Regions from separate parts of the Homo sapiens genome. Here region 1 is linked to region 2. The links are chromatin loops, found by intact Hi-C in ENCODE. Cell type or tissue: HepG2. All regions are shown on one strand. Links, peaks and the distances in the headings refer to the core of each region. The heading gives the core; the rest is flanking DNA.

What was found. A loop is a pair of places that touch in the nucleus more often than their neighbours do. Peaks named below come from ENCODE experiments on the same cell type or tissue, not always from the same donor. Only the 100,000 strongest peaks of a DNase experiment are listed, where the experiment ranks them.
Region 1: it touches region 2 in a loop (2.2-fold over the local background); 3 of 110 quality-filtered maps call a loop at or near these places.

The regions. Positions count from the first base shown.
Region 1 is chr14:36,522,025-36,530,362 of GRCh38, reverse strand. NKX2-1-AS1 (NKX2-1 antisense RNA 1) reads right to left here. Exons shown (of 2, transcript NR_103710.1): 2 at 7,347-8,338. LOC105370453 (a long non-coding RNA gene) reads right to left here and starts at 5,674. Exons shown (of 3, transcript XR_001750715.2): 1 at 5,155-5,674. RefSeq lists enhancers at 4,559-5,497, 7,716-8,338. In HepG2, for the core only: CTCF peaks have their summits at 4,682 (motif pointing right), 5,121, 5,417 (motif pointing right) and 6,002 (motif pointing left); a DNase peak (open chromatin) is centred at 4,632; H3K27me3 peaks cover 5,929 bases.
Region 2 is chr14:36,204,183-36,212,520 of GRCh38, reverse strand. No RefSeq gene overlaps it. Among named protein-coding and RNA genes, the nearest start is that of PTCSC3, 32 kb to the right of the region's middle. In HepG2, for the core only: CTCF peaks have their summits at 4,770 (motif pointing left) and 7,647; DNase peaks (open chromatin) are centred at 3,630 and 4,790; H3K27me3 peaks cover 3,229 bases.

The DNA of each region.
Region 1 (8,338 bases), core at 117-8,116, 320 kb before region 2:
CATCTCTTTAAAAGATTACTGACTGTGTAAGACAAAAATAATAAACATTTATTGTGGATATATTTAGAAGTAAAATATAAGACAATAGCACAAAAACCAGAAGAGAAAATAATAAAAGTGTGCAGTTGTAAGGATCTTCTATTATACATGAGGTGGTATAGTATAATTTGAAAGTAGACTGTGATGCTAAATTAAATCTCAAAGCAACCACTAAAACAACACATGAAAATGTTTTGCTAATATGCAAAAAAGGAGATATAATGAAATTGTAGAAAACACTCAATACCCCAAAAAAAGGCATAAAAAGAGGAAAAGGAAGACATAGTTGAAGTCTCAAATAGAACACAAACAGCAAGATAGTATATTTAAACTCAACATATCAATAACCATATTAAATGAAACTGGTCTAAATAATCAGAAAAAGACTTCAGAACATGGAATATTAGCAGAGATAAAAAAGAGATCATTTCATAATGATAAAATATTGAATTCAAGAGGACATAACAATCCTAAGTGTTTATGAACCTAGTAACAGATCTTCAAAATACATGAAGCAAAAGCTGATAGAACTATAAGGAGAATAGTGAAACTCACAATTATAGATGAAGATTTCAACATGTCTCTCTCAATAAGTAGACAGAATAACAAGAAGGGCATGGAAGACTTGAATAACACTATGGAACAAGTTGACCGAATTGACATTTATACACACTCCACTCAACAACAGCAGAGCAAGCATTCCTTTCAAATGTGCATATACATCCACCAAGACAGATCATTTTCTGGGCCATTAAACAAGCCTCAATAAATTTGAAAGGATTCCTGTCATACCAAGTACCTTGATCACAACAGAATCAAATTAGCAACCAATAGCAGCAAGATCTCTAGAAAACCACCATTTAGAAATTAAAGAACATAAGTCTCTATAACTCAAGAGTCAAAGAAGGCATCAAAAGGGGAATTTGAACATGTTTTCACTGACTTGAAAATGAAACTGAAAACATAACCTATAAAAATGTGTGGGATGCAGCTAAAGTAGTGCTTAGAGGGAAATTCTGAGTAGTAAATGCCTGTTTAGAAAAGAAGAAAGGTCTCTGTGTGGACTGAATTGTGGCTTCTGGAAAGATAAGTCCACATCCTAATCACTAGAACCTTTGAATGTTACCTTATTTGGAAAAAGAGTCTTTGCAGATATAATTGAGAATCTTGAGATGAGATCACCCTGGATTATCTGAGTGGAACTTCAGTGTCATCACAGCATCTTTATAAGAGACAAAGAGAAACACATACAAAGAAGGCCATGTGGAAATGGAGACAGATTGGAGAAATGTGTCACAAGCCAATGAATGCCAAAAGCCTCCAGAAGCTGGAAGAAGCAAGGAACAGAATCTCCCCAGAGCCTCTGGAGAGAGTACAATCTGCGGACACCTTGATTTCAGACTTCTAGCTCCCATAACTGTGAGAGAATACATTCCTGATCTTTAAGCCTCTGAGTTTGTGGTAATTTGTTACAACAGCCATAGGAAGCTAGTGTAGCCTCAAATCAATGACCTCAGCTTATATGTTAAGAAACTAGAAAAAGAAGAGCAAATTAAACACAATGTTAGTAGAATAAAAGAAACAGAAATGAGACCAGAAATCATTGAAATGAAAAACAGAAAAACAATATAGAAAATCAAGCTGGGCACAGTAATTCACACGTGTAATCCCAGTGCTTTAGGAGGCTGAGGTGGGAGGATTGCTTGAGGCTAGAAGTTTGAAACCAGCCTGAACAACATAGTGAGACCCTGTCTCTACAAAAAAAAAAAATTTTAAACTGGACTGTGCATGGTTGTGTGCACCTGTAGTCCCACCATTCAGGAGGCTGGGGAAGGAGGATCTCTTGAGCCCAGTAGTTCAAGGCTGCAGGGACTTATGATCTGGTCACTGTACTCCAGTCTGGGTGACAAAGCAAGACTGCATCTCAAAAAACAAAACAAAACAAAACAAAAAAACACACAACAACTCCCTCTCACTCTCTCTCTCAGTTATACTTTAATAAAGTTGTACAAAATGAAAAAAGTGAGAAGTTTAGAGTAGCTAAAAAGTAGGTTATGAGGGGGTAGGCAGGGAGGCAGGAAGAAATTAGTTTGGAGAGATAGGTTGGACTATGTCCTGTGGACAGGATTGTGGACTAGACTGGGAGAGCCTAGGGTAGGAATAAGAACTAGACAATTAGGTATTAGATGATGGATGGCCTCGGTTGAGGCAGTGAATGGAGAGAACTGGTGAGGAAGAAGTGGGGCTGGATTTGGGAAACATCTAAGATGTGGAATGGAAATGACTTTATGACCAGTTGGATGAGGGAGAGGAAAAGGTTGATATCGAGGTATTTGGCTTCTGAGCAGGCATTGAATTGTGTTCCCCTAAAATTCAGATGTTGAAGTCCTAACCCCCCCTCCCCCAGTGTTACTCTATCTGGAGATAGGATCTTTAGAAGGTATCTTAGTCCATTTGTGCTGATATAACAGAGTAGCTGAAACTGAGTAGTTTAAAAACGACAGAAATTTATTTCTCACAGTTCTGGAGGCTCGGAAGTCCAAGGTCAAGACGCTGGTACCTGGTAAGGGCCTTGTAGGGAGGAACACTGTGTCCTCACATGGGAGAAGAGCAAGACTGCAAGCTAGCCAAATGTTTCGTGAAGCCTCTTTTATAAGATCCTTAATCTCATTAAGGAAGGAGGATCCCTCATGACCTAATCACATCTTAAAGGCTGCACCTCTTAATACTATCGCATTGGCAACACTGGAATTTTGGATGGCACACATGCAAACCCTAGCAGAAGGTTATTAAGGTTAAAAGAAGTCATAAGGGTGGGGCTCTAATCTATTAGGACTGTGGCTTATATAGAAAAAGATCTCTCTTTGCTATGCAAAGACATATGGAGAAGGCGTCTCTCTGCAAGCCAGTTAAGAGTGCCCTCACCAGCAAATAAATCCTGCTAGGCTTTGATATTGGACGTTGCAGCCTCCAGAACTGTAAGAAAACCAATTTTCATTGTGTAAGCCACCCGGTCTGTGGTGTTTTGTTATGGCAGACAGAACTGACTAGCACAGGAGCTTGGTGAAGGAGTGGGGTGGCAGGAATTGGGAGATGTTCATGCCATTCACCTAGATCAAGAACACAGGACAAGAAGCAAATTGGGACAGTGTAAGTTCAGATTTGGATATGTTGTTTGGCAGAAATTCACATAAGGAGGTAAACAACTGAAAATATAGATTGGAAGCTCTGAAGAGAGGTTGGCTAGAGGTATGGATTTAGGAGCCATCAGCAACAGGTGGCAGCTGAAGCCACGGGGATGGGTATACAGTGCAGGATGGGAATTCAACCCTAGTCTCTGAGAAGAAATGTCCAGAGATGGAGGAAGAGAACCATGATAGAGTGGTGACTCTGCAGCCAATGAGAGAATTTTAGAAAGGGGTGATTAACATTATCAAATGCCTCAGAGCACTGGGCACATTTCTAGGAACATGTCTAAGTGTTTTTGAGATGGCTGTTAAAATCAAGGAGCTGGACGGGCACGATGGCTCATGCCCGTAATTCCAGCACTTTGGGAGACCGAGCAGGGAGGATTGCTTGAGCCTAGGAGTTTGAGGTGGCAGTGAGCTATGATTACACCGCTATACTCTGGCCTGGGCAACAGAGAGAGACCCTGTCTTGGGGGGAAAAAACAAAACAACAAAAAACAGAAAATAAGGAGCTTACGGTCTGCCTAAAAAGAACACAAACACATGGCAATTAGGAAATCACTCAATTAAGAAATTGCTTATCAATGTAACAGAAAAGTGTAATAGAGATTCATCCATTTATTCTGCACACATATATTGAGCTCCCACTATGTGTCAGGCATTTAGTTGTCAGAAGAGGCAATTGGATTTTTAAAGAGAAGGATATGACTTAGTTGTGGGGCTGGAAAGAATGATTTTTCTGGCTAAGTGAAAAAGAATAGCAGAGTAACATGGGCATATTGGCTGGGATGGGTTTGGGAGGGTGGAGAGGATCTGGTTTTGACCAGAGTCCAAAGAAGGGGGAATAATTTGGGGGAAAGCCTGCCTGAGTGAGTTGGTACCGTAGATTGGAGAGCTGGAAGGCACCCATCGAGTGTAGCTAGTCCCAGAAGTTTTCCTACTCCAATATTTTCTAAAGGTTATGCTCCTACTGCTGCAACACAAGGCAGAACCCCCTTGTGTCAGGCTGTCAAGCTAATAGGGCCACTGCCTCCTCCAGAAAGGACATGCAGAAAGTGCAAGCTACTCCATTGGTCACCAAATATGCCTCCAAATGCCCTCTGACTTGGACAGGACATTCGCATAACAAAATTCCGAAGCAAAGCATAATTAAAAGAGGGTTTTAGGTACAAGAGCAGCTTCCAAGCCCTGATCTACACCTGGGCTCTTTCAAATAGCAGGTGCAAGGAGACTGGGTGATTCAAAGAGTCAATCATAACTTATATTGGCTTTGGGTGGACCGATAGACAGCCTGACGTATGGTCGGGCGGACAGTTAGAATGAGCGAATGCGTGGATGATGTACTACCAGTCTCCGACCACCACCAGTTTTCCCTAGCCGGAAACTAGTAGCAAAGCTTCCCCGAGACCGCTCTAAAGCTGCAGTTCTCCAGACGGCCGCCGGAAGAGGGCGCTGCGGATCGCCTCGGTCTGCAACCTTCAGACCCCAAGTCCTAGGCAGCGAGGGAGAATTCAGCCTCCCTCAAGTCCCAGAAAACATTGGGCCTCGGAGATTCCCCCTCCACCCTTCCCTCACACCCACCCCAATGGCCTGGGGTCGATACTGCGGCCACCGGAAACTGCCTGGGACAAGTGTTGGGGATGTGGGGGAGACGGGCTGTGGTGGGAGGTTGGAGAGGAGGAAAGGAGCGGAGGAGGGAACCCCAGCGCTGCTGGCAAGCCCGCGGGAAACTCGAACACCCAAGGCCCACGGGCTCCCACTGTTGGGACTGAGATTTGTTGGGGAACAGAGGGCAGAAAGAGCTATAGGTTTCGACTACCTAAAGCTGAATGAGGCTGCACAGGTCCTGGGGCGAAAACAGCCGCGCCGCCACAAGGATGCTTCGGGAATCTGTCCTTTAATTATCAGGAGCAGCTGCGAAACTTACCTTAGCGCAGCACGAACCCTAGAGCGCCCCCGAGGGTGTCCCTGCCCCTTCCGACGGGGGCGTCTGGCGGATTCGCGGCGTAGCACGGCAGCGCGGGCCTCACAGGGTCGGCTGACCGCTTCAGGCCCGTGCTCCTACCTCCCGTCTCCGTCTTGGTTTCCTCGCAATTCAAAGGGAGCTGCTGAGCTCCCGCTGTTCTCTGCTTTGTAACCCGCTCCCTCAGGTTCCCTCCTACCCCAGGCCCCTTCCCGCCAGAGGGCGCCCCTGGAGTCGGTGGAGAAGGTAGGGGCTCTAAATACAAAAATTCAAGACGAGTTGAATCTTGGCTTGAACTGCGTGACAGGAAAATAGGCAAGTTTGGAGACCACAGGTGTTAACTTCTAGTGGGGCTTGACCCGACAGAGGAGCAGATTCTTCAACACCAAAGGCCTAAGGGCCGGACTCTCTTCGCGGACTCTGGCCCTCATAGACGCGCCCTCGCCTCCCATACCCTCCGTAGAGCATGCCTGTGAGGGAAAGGGAGAAGCAGAAGCCGCGCTCGGATGACTTGGCGCCCCACCCCCCAGCCTGCCCACAGGCCACGAATTGAGAAAAGCTTTCCCAAAAGGAAAGTCCTCTCAAAGGCCCTAGACGGTCAAATCGGGAAAGGGAGCAGTAGAGGGATCCTTCCTCCCGCTGCGTCTGTGAAAGCCGCCTGTCTGCACGCCCCGGGCTCCCGCGGTCCCTCCCGAGGATTTCGGTTCTGGTGCCTGAGAAAGCAGCGCAGAGGGGGCCCTGCGAGACCCCTCCAGAGAAATCATCCCCCGGAGGCATTCCTCGGATCTTGGGGTTGCGGAGCAGCGCCCCCCAGCGCCCAGTTACACTCCTGCCTTCCGCTCCCTGCGCCTGGTTGCCTCGATGGCACTCGCGAGCCCAGCTCAGCCCGGCTTAGAAGCCTGTGCCTAGCTGTGGGAGACTGCGGGAGCAACTGAGGGGCCCAAGTGTTTCTTGTTGAAGGTCAGAGGCCTAGAGTCACAGTTTCTCTAAATCCAAAATACAGAATCAGAAGGAATAACTCCTTCTATTAGCGACTTTTGTGATCTACAAACTCAGGCACATGATCTCATCCTGAATTGTTTGGATCCCTAGCACAAACCAAGCCAGTACACAGGGCAGGTTGTGACCATTTTTTACAGCTCAGGAAACAGGTGCTCGGAGGCTGTGTTTCCTCAGCGTTTCTCGAGGCACTGGGGGGTTCAAAGATAGATAAAACAGGGGCTCACCCTCAAGGAGGGAAGCCAGAAAACACACACTGGTTTACTCTGGCTGTGATGGGAGTGACTCCAGGGTGTGGCGGGAGCCCACAAGAGCGGTACTGCACAGCTGGAAAAAGGCAAAGCCAGGGTTCAAACCTAGGACGGACTTCCACTCAAGGACTCCTCTCACGACCTTGGAATGCTGAGAGATCAAGAAATGGTGCAAAAACCCACACACGAATCTCCATTACAACCCTCTCTATCTCACTGGATCCTAGAGTAACATCTGTCAGAAAGTAACTACATATTATTTGGGTGATTTATTGTGAATGTGTAAGTTCCGTGTGAGTAGGAGCTGCATCTAGATTAAGTTTGAATTTTCAGGCCTTGCGTAGTCCCTGGCACAGAGCCCTAGCTGAATAAATACTGTCGAGTGAATCAAAAATTGCGATAAAACTTGGAGCAAAATAACACTACCAGGAGACAGAGTGGCTCAGCGCCCTAAACAGGTGTGGAGGACCACAAAGGGAGTTAGAAAAAGCAGTTGGGGGGTGGGGCGGTGAGACAGGTGGTTCCTCCTCACAGTTCCACCTGGTCCAAGCTACAGACCCCAAATTAGCCTTCTTTTGTATGAGCCCTCTGTTCTTGTCTCGCAAAGTGACACTGGAGGGAGAGAAAGGAGTTTCCCTGCGGCCACGCTGGTGTAAGCAAAGGCTGATGGCGATTCCGCGCATCTAGGGCCGAGCCTGGGCCTGCGCCCCCTCGGATTCCTGGCGGAGCCGCAGCCAGCGAAGCAGAGCGTGGTCGGAATAGAGGCAGCGACCGTGTGAGGTCGCGCCAGGGAAAGCTCCGCGAGGGGCCAGCGTTGGGCCCTGCCCTGCCCTGACCGCTCCCCACTGTGCCCACTCCACCCGGGAGCAAGCTAGTTGCGGGATAAAGGAATACGCGCAGACTTCGCAAAGTGCAATCGGGGTTCTTCGTATTCATGGAAAAAAAAATCACTGGTTTAGCCCGGGTCTGCCCTATTTAGGATGAGTCCAGGAGGCGGCGGAAAGAAAGGACGCTCTTCGGTCAGAGGGAGGTGTTTCGGGCCATGGGAGGGACTCTGGAGGCCTTTGCTTGGATAAGCTTGGAGATACAGATGTCCTTCTCTTCCCTACAAGGTGCGTTAGTCTCCGGGCTTATTTTCGGCAGTGCAGTGGTACTGGGGAAGAAGGCAGAGCCGCGTGTTGAGAAGGGGCTAGGGTAGTAGAGGCGCTGGAGCCTGGGCGGCAGGGCGCTGCAAAGGCCCAGGCGAGGTGGATAGAGAGCTTGCTGGTGCGCGCGAGAAGCACGCCTGCAGGCAGAGGTTGAAGCGCCGTCCCAGTTGTGTCCCAGAGTGAAGCGGGAGTCTTTGCCCGCCCCAGCCACTTCGAGCTCCACTCCAGTTCAGCTCCCAGAGTCGCCACTTGCTGCGCGGTTGTTGGGGAGGGGGTTCCTGGTCCAGAACGAGACGTGGGGGGCTGGGGGTTTCCTCGAGAACTGCAGGCCTGGTTGCCCCCGGACTGTCAGAGCCGGAGGCCGGGGAGCTGCCAGCCACGTGCGCCTGTGGCCTGCTGAGAGGTTGAAAAGCTGCCAAGGGACGAAGGCCGAGAAGACAGGACCTAGGGGCTGTGGAAGATTCACCCAACTCTTCCTTTTACTCAGGTCTTGGGACCTAAGAGGGGGTGGGGATAGTCATGATAATAACTACCGCAATCTCCAGTGCTGGCACTGAGCTGAAAAACATTCAAAGCTTTCAAAGCATTTTGATGTGCTTCATCTTACTTGAATCTCACAAAAACCTTGTGAAGATTGATCTCCATTTCTAAATGGCGTTGAGACTGGAAGAGATGTACAACATTCTACACTTGGTGTTCCTTAAACTTACAAACAACTATGAAATAATGGCGAGTGAGAGAAAGAAGCTG
Region 2 (8,338 bases), core at 260-8,259:
TATTGCCAGAATGTGCCTCATAATTTGTTTTAAGAAATCATCCCCAAGGTAAGACAAGCACAGAATATAAGCAGACAAACACTAATTTGAAGGGAAAACACTTTGAGAGAGATTGAATCAGCACTTTAGGGTATCAACATTCATTTCTTTACAATGAGGCCTATAAAATATATTATACATCAAACTGTTGTTGATCATTAAAAGATTTCCAGAATACAGAATGGTTACTTAACAATCCTTACACAGCTGTATGTTGTTTGCTTTGTAAGGTGACAACCAACTGGCCACATGTAGATTATTTTATAAGCATCCCTCTGAGGAAGTGTATCGAGATGGCAGACAAAACACATGCATCTACTCCTGGCTCCAACCCAAGAAAAGACAGATATTTTAAAATAATAAATTTAATGAGCATATTAGAAAATAAAAATTTCATCAGCAGACAAGAGATTCTAAGGAATCCTAGAAGATAGAAAATCAAAGGGGAGTGTATTGACAAGAACAAAACCAGAGGGAAACACAGCCCAGACCAGGAGCAGGAGAGAAGGAAAAAGAGTATTTATCCTACCAGATATCAAACATCATATGAAGCTCTATTTTTAAAAGCAGTGTAAACATAGTGCAGGAATAGGCAAACATACTAATGGAACAAACATAAAATCTGAAAACAGACCCCTGTATATATAGAATTTGGTATATAATAAAAGCGGTATTTCAAACCACCAGGAAGAGTGGATATTTAATGCATGGTATTGGCAAAATCAAGTAACTATTTCACAAGAATAAAGTTTGTGCTCTGTATTATGTCTCACACAAATTTCAGATGAAACAAAGCCATATGTAATCTATTAAACACTGGAATAAAATGAAAATATTTTACATTTTTATAAAGGTAAAGATTGACATATATGGTTGTGATAAAGACACCATAAATAAAGTTAAAACACACAACACAGCCTGGAAGAAAATGCTTTTAACATCTTCAGGTGAAAAATATTTGTAAAGAGTTCTTCCAAATCAATGAAATAGCAAACTCAATAGGAAAATGGATGAAGATTATAAACAAGTAAGACACAGATAAAGAAATATGAATAGCTAAAAATTACATATAAGAAGATGTGCAACCTTGTGAATAATCAGAAAGCAAATTAAAGAGTTTTTGCCATCAGACAAGAAAAAGCTGGAAGGCATGTTAATATATAGCTGTTGGGGTAGAAAATCGGATACTCCTATACAGAATTATAGAAGTGAATGGATATAATCTTTTAGGGGGAGGCAATAGTGTATATCTATCCATGGGGTAGGAAACAGGATACTCCTGTAAAGAATTATAGCAATGAATGAATGTAACCTTTTAGGGGGAGGCAATCATATATATCTATCCACATTAAAAATGTACATGTATTTTGACCCAGCAACACACTCACACACTCTGTCTCTATATATATATAGATATCTAGATAGATCTATATAGATATCTATCAATAGATATCTAGATAGATATCTATCGATAGAGAGTATATACATATATACACACATACACATATATACATATAATACGGATATATATGTGTATATATCTATTTTAGTTCAATCACTCATCTTACCATCACAATGTCCTTGAATATTCCATAGCCACTTTCTCATCTCCCACTCACTCTTTAACTTTCAGCAGTGTGGCTTATCACCTTCATCTCAGCCCAATTCTATTGAAACTCTTCTGGTGGGAATCATCAATAACTACCTAATTGTCACATGCAAAGAAATACTAGAGGTATTTGTCCTTGAAATACTTGATGTTGTGGCCCATGCCTTCTTGGATATTATTTCTTCTTTTGGAGTCTAAGGCTCTTCACTCTTGTTTTTCTTTATAACTCTGTCTACTTCGTTCACTCCTCTTTCTTTGACGGAGCCTTCGAAGCTGGTGTTCCCCAAGGATTATGGCCTGCCCTTCTCTTTCTTACTCTACATTATCTCATTAGGTGAACTCAACCTATGGCTGTTTACAGGCTCAAGATTCTAAATCAATACTTTCAGCCCAGACACCTCTACTGAACTCTAGAGACCTATGCCTCCACCAGAATATTCCACAGGCTTTCCAACAATGTCAACATGTTTCTTTCTATTCTTTGCCTTGATGAAAGCACTACCATCTACCCAGTCACCATAGATAACTAGAATCTTGGAAGCCATCTGAGACTCTGCCATCTCTCACCTCTCATATTCAATCTGCCAATATATACTATAGATTCTTTGTTATACCTCTCGTATCTGTGATATTCCCTATCTCCACTGCTAGTGCATTGATTAATGCCCTTATCATTTATTCAAAGAGTTCTTACCTGGAATTCACACACTTTAAGAGATCTGTGAACCATCTGATAGTATGTGTGAATTATGTGTGTGTATATACATATGTGATTCTAAAAAGGGATCTAAGGCCCCAAAAGGTGAAGAACATTTAGCTTTGTCTAATTGTTGATACAGTCTCCTAATTATATTCTTCCTACTTCTAGTCTCACCCTTCTGCCCTGTCCTTTATCCTGCAGCCTTGCCTTTCCAAATCATAAATCCAATCATAGTCCTCTTATTTTAAAATGCTGTAACACCATACTATTTTAAGATAAGACCCAAACTTCTTTGTAAGGCCCTCTGTGATCTGGCTCCTGCCAACTTTTATGGTTTTTTTCTCTCTCAGAGTGCAGAGACAGTGTCTTGCTGTTTTTGTCACCTCCAGCAAATAACGCAATCCTTGGCTCATAAATGATGACTGAATGACTTTAAAGGAGATACCAGTCTGGTTGTTTATCACCATCAATTTCCTTTCATATATTAAAAGATAAGAGTGGAAAGAGGGTTGGAGAGAGAAAGAGCATCTCAAATAATAGAATGTGATTAGAAATTTTGCTAAGTATAAACAGAATCTTATAAATATCAAATCCCCATTGCAAAGGCCAACACTTCTAAAATAATATGAAATAAAGTGAATGGAGAAATGTTCAACTTTTGATGTGAGCTCAATGTAGCTTTCTATTGCCTCCATTGAAATATGAATATTGTAAGATTCATGTCTCCTAACATTTGAGTAATATTAAAAGATGTGCTAGCCTAAAGTCTATGCTAGAAAGTAGAATCAAGACATCAGTGTGTGGAGTTTACAAATCAAGTAACTGAAGGTTAGAGAATAGAAAATAGGAATAAAACAACCAACTTTTATATTTAAAGTACACAAAAATGAAAGAGGTAGTTCTGATTCTGATATTTTGATATATTATAGGTAAGATAATAACTTTAACAAAATTCCTTCACATATAAATCCTAAAAACTATAGACTTCTCAAGAATGTGTCATTATGTTGCATTTGTGTGTGATCAAACATTGAAGGCAGGAGAGGAAATGGAGAGAGATGAAAGAAAATGCCATATATGTACCTGAGAGGGAAAAAGAATTTCTGAAAAATATATTGAGCTCTTGAAAAGGAAGTTTCCTACTTGCTTCAGTGAAATAACAATCTAACATAAAGAAGGCATTATCATTGCGTCATGCAAATATTGACTGACTTGGCTAATCAGGACTGTATATCAACAGCCTCTTTTTCCCTGGAGTCTGCAGTGACAGCTTTGTGTACTCTGCAGTCTCTTGTGCCTAAGCCAACAACTGATAGAGTATTAGATCAAAGCCTTGATACACAGATGCCAGGCAATTTGGTATTAAACAAGCGATAAGAGTACAAAAGAAGTCTCAATGTACTTTCACCACAATTTGAACAGCAAATAGTTAATTAGGTTGATAATAGATGTCAACATTTCATATGATGTCATGGTTCTAGAAGGTGTAACTTCTCTCACCCTGAGATGGAAAACTAAATGATTTTATTTTTTAAAAAAGCAAATTTAAATATCATTTCATTATTTATGATTTTTCTCATCTGAAGCATTTGGTTAAACATAGTTTTAATCATTTCTTCAAGGTTTTTTTAAATAAAGGGGCAGAATGTAATTTTTATCTGCATAATTTAAGTGAGGTGTTTAAAAGATGTGATCAGCCAGTAAAGGTTTGCATTCAATGCAAATAATCAAGGCCTGAATTCATTAAGGAGTATGGAGTTGTTGTTATTTCCAGATTTCTTTTTAGGTTTCTTATACGTGAGTTATAAAATATCTTGCCCACTCATTCCAAATAAACAGTGATGTCATGAAATATGAAACAGATCTTCATGACTTTTATCTAAATGAAAAGTAAAATAACCATCGACTTATTTTCAGCAACTAAATCAAATATCAGAAAAACTTGGTGCATTAAAACTTTCTATATAAACATACAAACAGGTCAAAAGTATGAAATGTTCCCAAGAATATTTCTTTAGCTAAGAAATACATAAAATTATTAGACCCTGTATCCTCCCAGGTCTCTAATATTAATTGTAAGGTAAATAATAAATGACTTACTAGTACCAAATGAAGTACTAAATTCTTGGAGCCAAATGTGTAAGTTGCATTATTTGTATGTGAGGAGCGGGGAGAAGCCAAAAAGCAAAACCTCCACAGTTAGGGGAGATGAAAATAAGTATCATAACCTAACTCCACAGTTAGGTTAGGGGAGTTGAAAATAAGTATCATAACAACTACAGACTTGATAGGATTTCACCAAATAAGTGAAGTATCACTACTTTAGTTGGAACAACCACATAGTAAATCTCTGGAATACTACTTCCCTTTTCCAGATTTTATACTAAAATCAATGTATATTAACAGTGCCATCTACTGCTCTGCAGTAACACTACAGTGTCCCAAAGTGGCCCAATGAATCCAAGGTGGTTATTTTTATTTTTACTGGGACATCATCACTGCAACTGGTCCATGGTGCTATTCTGAGGGTGCTATGAAACATGTTAAGCAATTTATGCCTGAGGTTGCAATTTTTTGAATTTTTCCAATCAGACCTTGGTGATGACCTTGAGCAGTAGGATATAAATAACTCCCACATGCTCAGCGTTCCAATAATGGAACACTAGGCATAAGGCATATAGTCATTGACTAACTGCCTTCTTTATTTTTTTTAAAAAAGCCAGATTTGCTTCCAGATAGTGATTCATGGGAGCAACAATGTAGTGAAAAAAGTATTGAAGTAAAGATCAGGAGAGCTGTGTTTTTGTTATTGTTCTATTATTTGACCCCATTTTTCTCTTTAGCCTTCATAATCCTGCCTGGCATAATGTTAACAAGATGATCCTTTAGGATTTCTTTCTTACAGAAAAAAATCCATCATGTTATCACATGGGATGTGAATTCTCTTCATCATACTTTTCAAACACTTTTCAAATTTACTAAGGTTTCTTGAGTTGAGTGCAGGAATTATTATTTAAAGTCTTTCTAACACAAAATAAAAATTATTTAGATAGAAACTAAAATATACAGGCAGTCAGTTTACTTAATCTAGAGAATTCCAATACCTGGGTAATTTCCATTTGTTTATGGTCTTGTTGACGGAGCTCAAATCCAGCGAGAATGGAAAATGTTTCCCCCATAAAATTTACATTAACTTTTTTTAACATCATGACCTATGTGCCTTTTGATGTGATGCACTGAGAAGAATGTGATCTCAATTAGTGTCATATTCCTGATAAAAAGGTATAACTGGAATCTTATGAGGAAACATCAGGCAAACTCAAATTAATAGACTTTCTACAAAAAAATTGCCCTGTAATTTTCAAAAATCTCAAAGTTGTGCAGGACAAAGGACACTAAACAGGCATGACAACTATTAAATGCAATGTGTAATCTTGGAACGAGTCTTGGAGCAGGGGAAAAATTGATATGGAAAATATTGGGACAACTGGCACAATTTAAATATGGGCTATCAGATAATAGTATTGAATCAGTATTTACTCTCCTGAATTTGATGAATACATCATGGTGATGTAAGAAAACATCATTGTACTTAGGAAATGCATTCTGAAGTACTTGGGAGTAAAGGGGCACAACGTCTACAACTCGTAAATGTTTCAAAACAAAAATTTTGTGTGTGAGTGTGGAGAGAGAGAATGTGAGCAAATCTTAACAACTGATGAATTTGAGTGAAGGTAAACAGGAGCAGTTTTGTACAATTCTTTCAACTTTTCTGTAGGTTCAAAATTATTTCAAAATGAAAAGACAAAAAATCACAGACACATTTTCTTCTATTTTAAACATAAATTTTAAAGCTGGAAGAGACTAAAGAATACTATTTAGCCCAAGTATTACACTTTATGAGGACACTTTACCCTGAAGAGATTAAGAGGACTTCTTAAGGTCATATAGGCAAAGAAAGAACTAGCTCCTGACTTCCTACCTACTATCCTTTCCAGCAAACCACACTGACTCTGTAAAAAGATAGCAACACAGGTGCCGAAGTGCCAGTTCACCAGCAAATATGTTGCCCAAATCTCCCAAGTTCCTCATAGTACAAGCAATTCATCCTCAAACACTGCCGAGCTTGCTGGGCATGAAGAGATGACAATGAGAAAGACCTAGACCTCTCCTTCGGGGAACTCAGAGACCATGGAAGAGGTCACAGTGCACACATAACCCAAACTGGGGCCTTTGATCTGATTCTGAGCCTGAAATTACATGTAAAGGGGTCAACTCTTGGGTTAACAAAACAGTTACAAGTATTTTCTATAGATAGCACGCTTTGTTGGCTTATGTCTTTTGTTACATGATAAAAGATGATAGAGTCAAACGTACAAATGCTGGGGCTCTTAGGATCCAACATTAACACCCCTTTCCAGACTTTACGTTTTCTTATACTGTATAAAGCTCATTAGAAGACAAGACGAATGAGCCTATTTTCTACATTAAAGTGCCAGCAATTACAGAGATAAAAAAGAGAGAGGGAGAAAGAAAGAGGAAAAAAATACATCAAGAAGTAAGGGAGACAGAAGCGAGTCTCTTTAATCCACATACTTTACTGTTTTATAAAACTTATTAAACAGGAAATTCTTAATTGATAAAATGTTTTTAAATGTGTAAATTTTTGTCATTCTTTCTGTCTGTGCCATAACTTACATATTTATGTTAGCTATCTCAGCCCCTAGTGAGGTCTCACTTGTCACTTTCATATTAGCTTATTCATTTAAAAGGCAATAATTGTTAAAGAAAAATGATTGTTTTTCATAATGCTCAAATGTCTGATTAATCTAGTCAAAATCCTGCCAATCAGCCAAAGTCTTGTCTATATATTTGCTTCAGTAGCGCTAACATACCAAGTCACCTAATACCAAACAATTTGAATAACATTCTACTCTTGTGATTTTTTCCTCCTGAATTGGCAAAAACTTTAATCAACTTATAAATCAAAGAATGTAAAAGTATTAGACTGGGTCAGACCTACATTTTCACCTGCCCAGGGCTCATCCTACAACCAGGAAGCTTGCAATGGTTGTGGACATGCATGTCTGTGCCCCTAAGGGTTCTCACATCCCAACTTTGTTTCTCATTCATTGAAATCTTTCCATCTATAAATATATTGAAAAGTGAATAAGAACAGAGGTGGCAGTGCTATGTAGAATTCCCAGAAGCATCAAGCTACAGCTTCTGAAGTATCTGCTTTTTGAAGGCAACTAGTAGTAGAAGAGATAATCTGTGGTCAAGAGAGTGGATGGCGCATCAGACCACCTTGTGTTGAGTCGTGGCTCTGCCATTTACTGTTTTCTATGTCTCAGTTCCTCATCTGGAAAACGGGGTAATATGGTGACCTAGATCATGAGTCTGAGGCACAGAAGCTGATGAATAAATGTCAGCTATCACTATGCAAAGTTTACTAACAACTTAGACTTTTCTTTTGCATATTTTTTACAAGGCCCTTTCACGCACATCAGTGCTTCTTAACATGCTTCTGCAGCAGATGCTTGGATTTGTTAAAATGCAGACTCCAGGGCTCCACCCCAGATTGAGTCAGAATCTGAAGAGGTAAGGCCCTGGACACAGCATTTTAACATTTTACCCAGGAGTTTGAGAACTAGAATATTTTTCATCTATATACAGTTCATTTATTTTGCTGCTTTTTAAAATTTAATTTTTAAGAAGTTTCATCGTACAAACACTTAACATGAGATTTACCCTCTTAACATATGTTTAAGTGTGCAATGCAACACTATAGGCACAATGTTGTACAGCAGATCTCTAGAACTTATCTTGCATTACTGAAACTTCATACCCATTGATTAGCAATTTCCCATTTCCTTCTCCCCACTCCCCCTGGCAACCACCATTCTGCTCTGTTTCTATGAGTTTGACTATTTTAGATACCTCATATAAACTGAAGCACACAATATTTCTCCTTCTGTCTTATTTCGCTT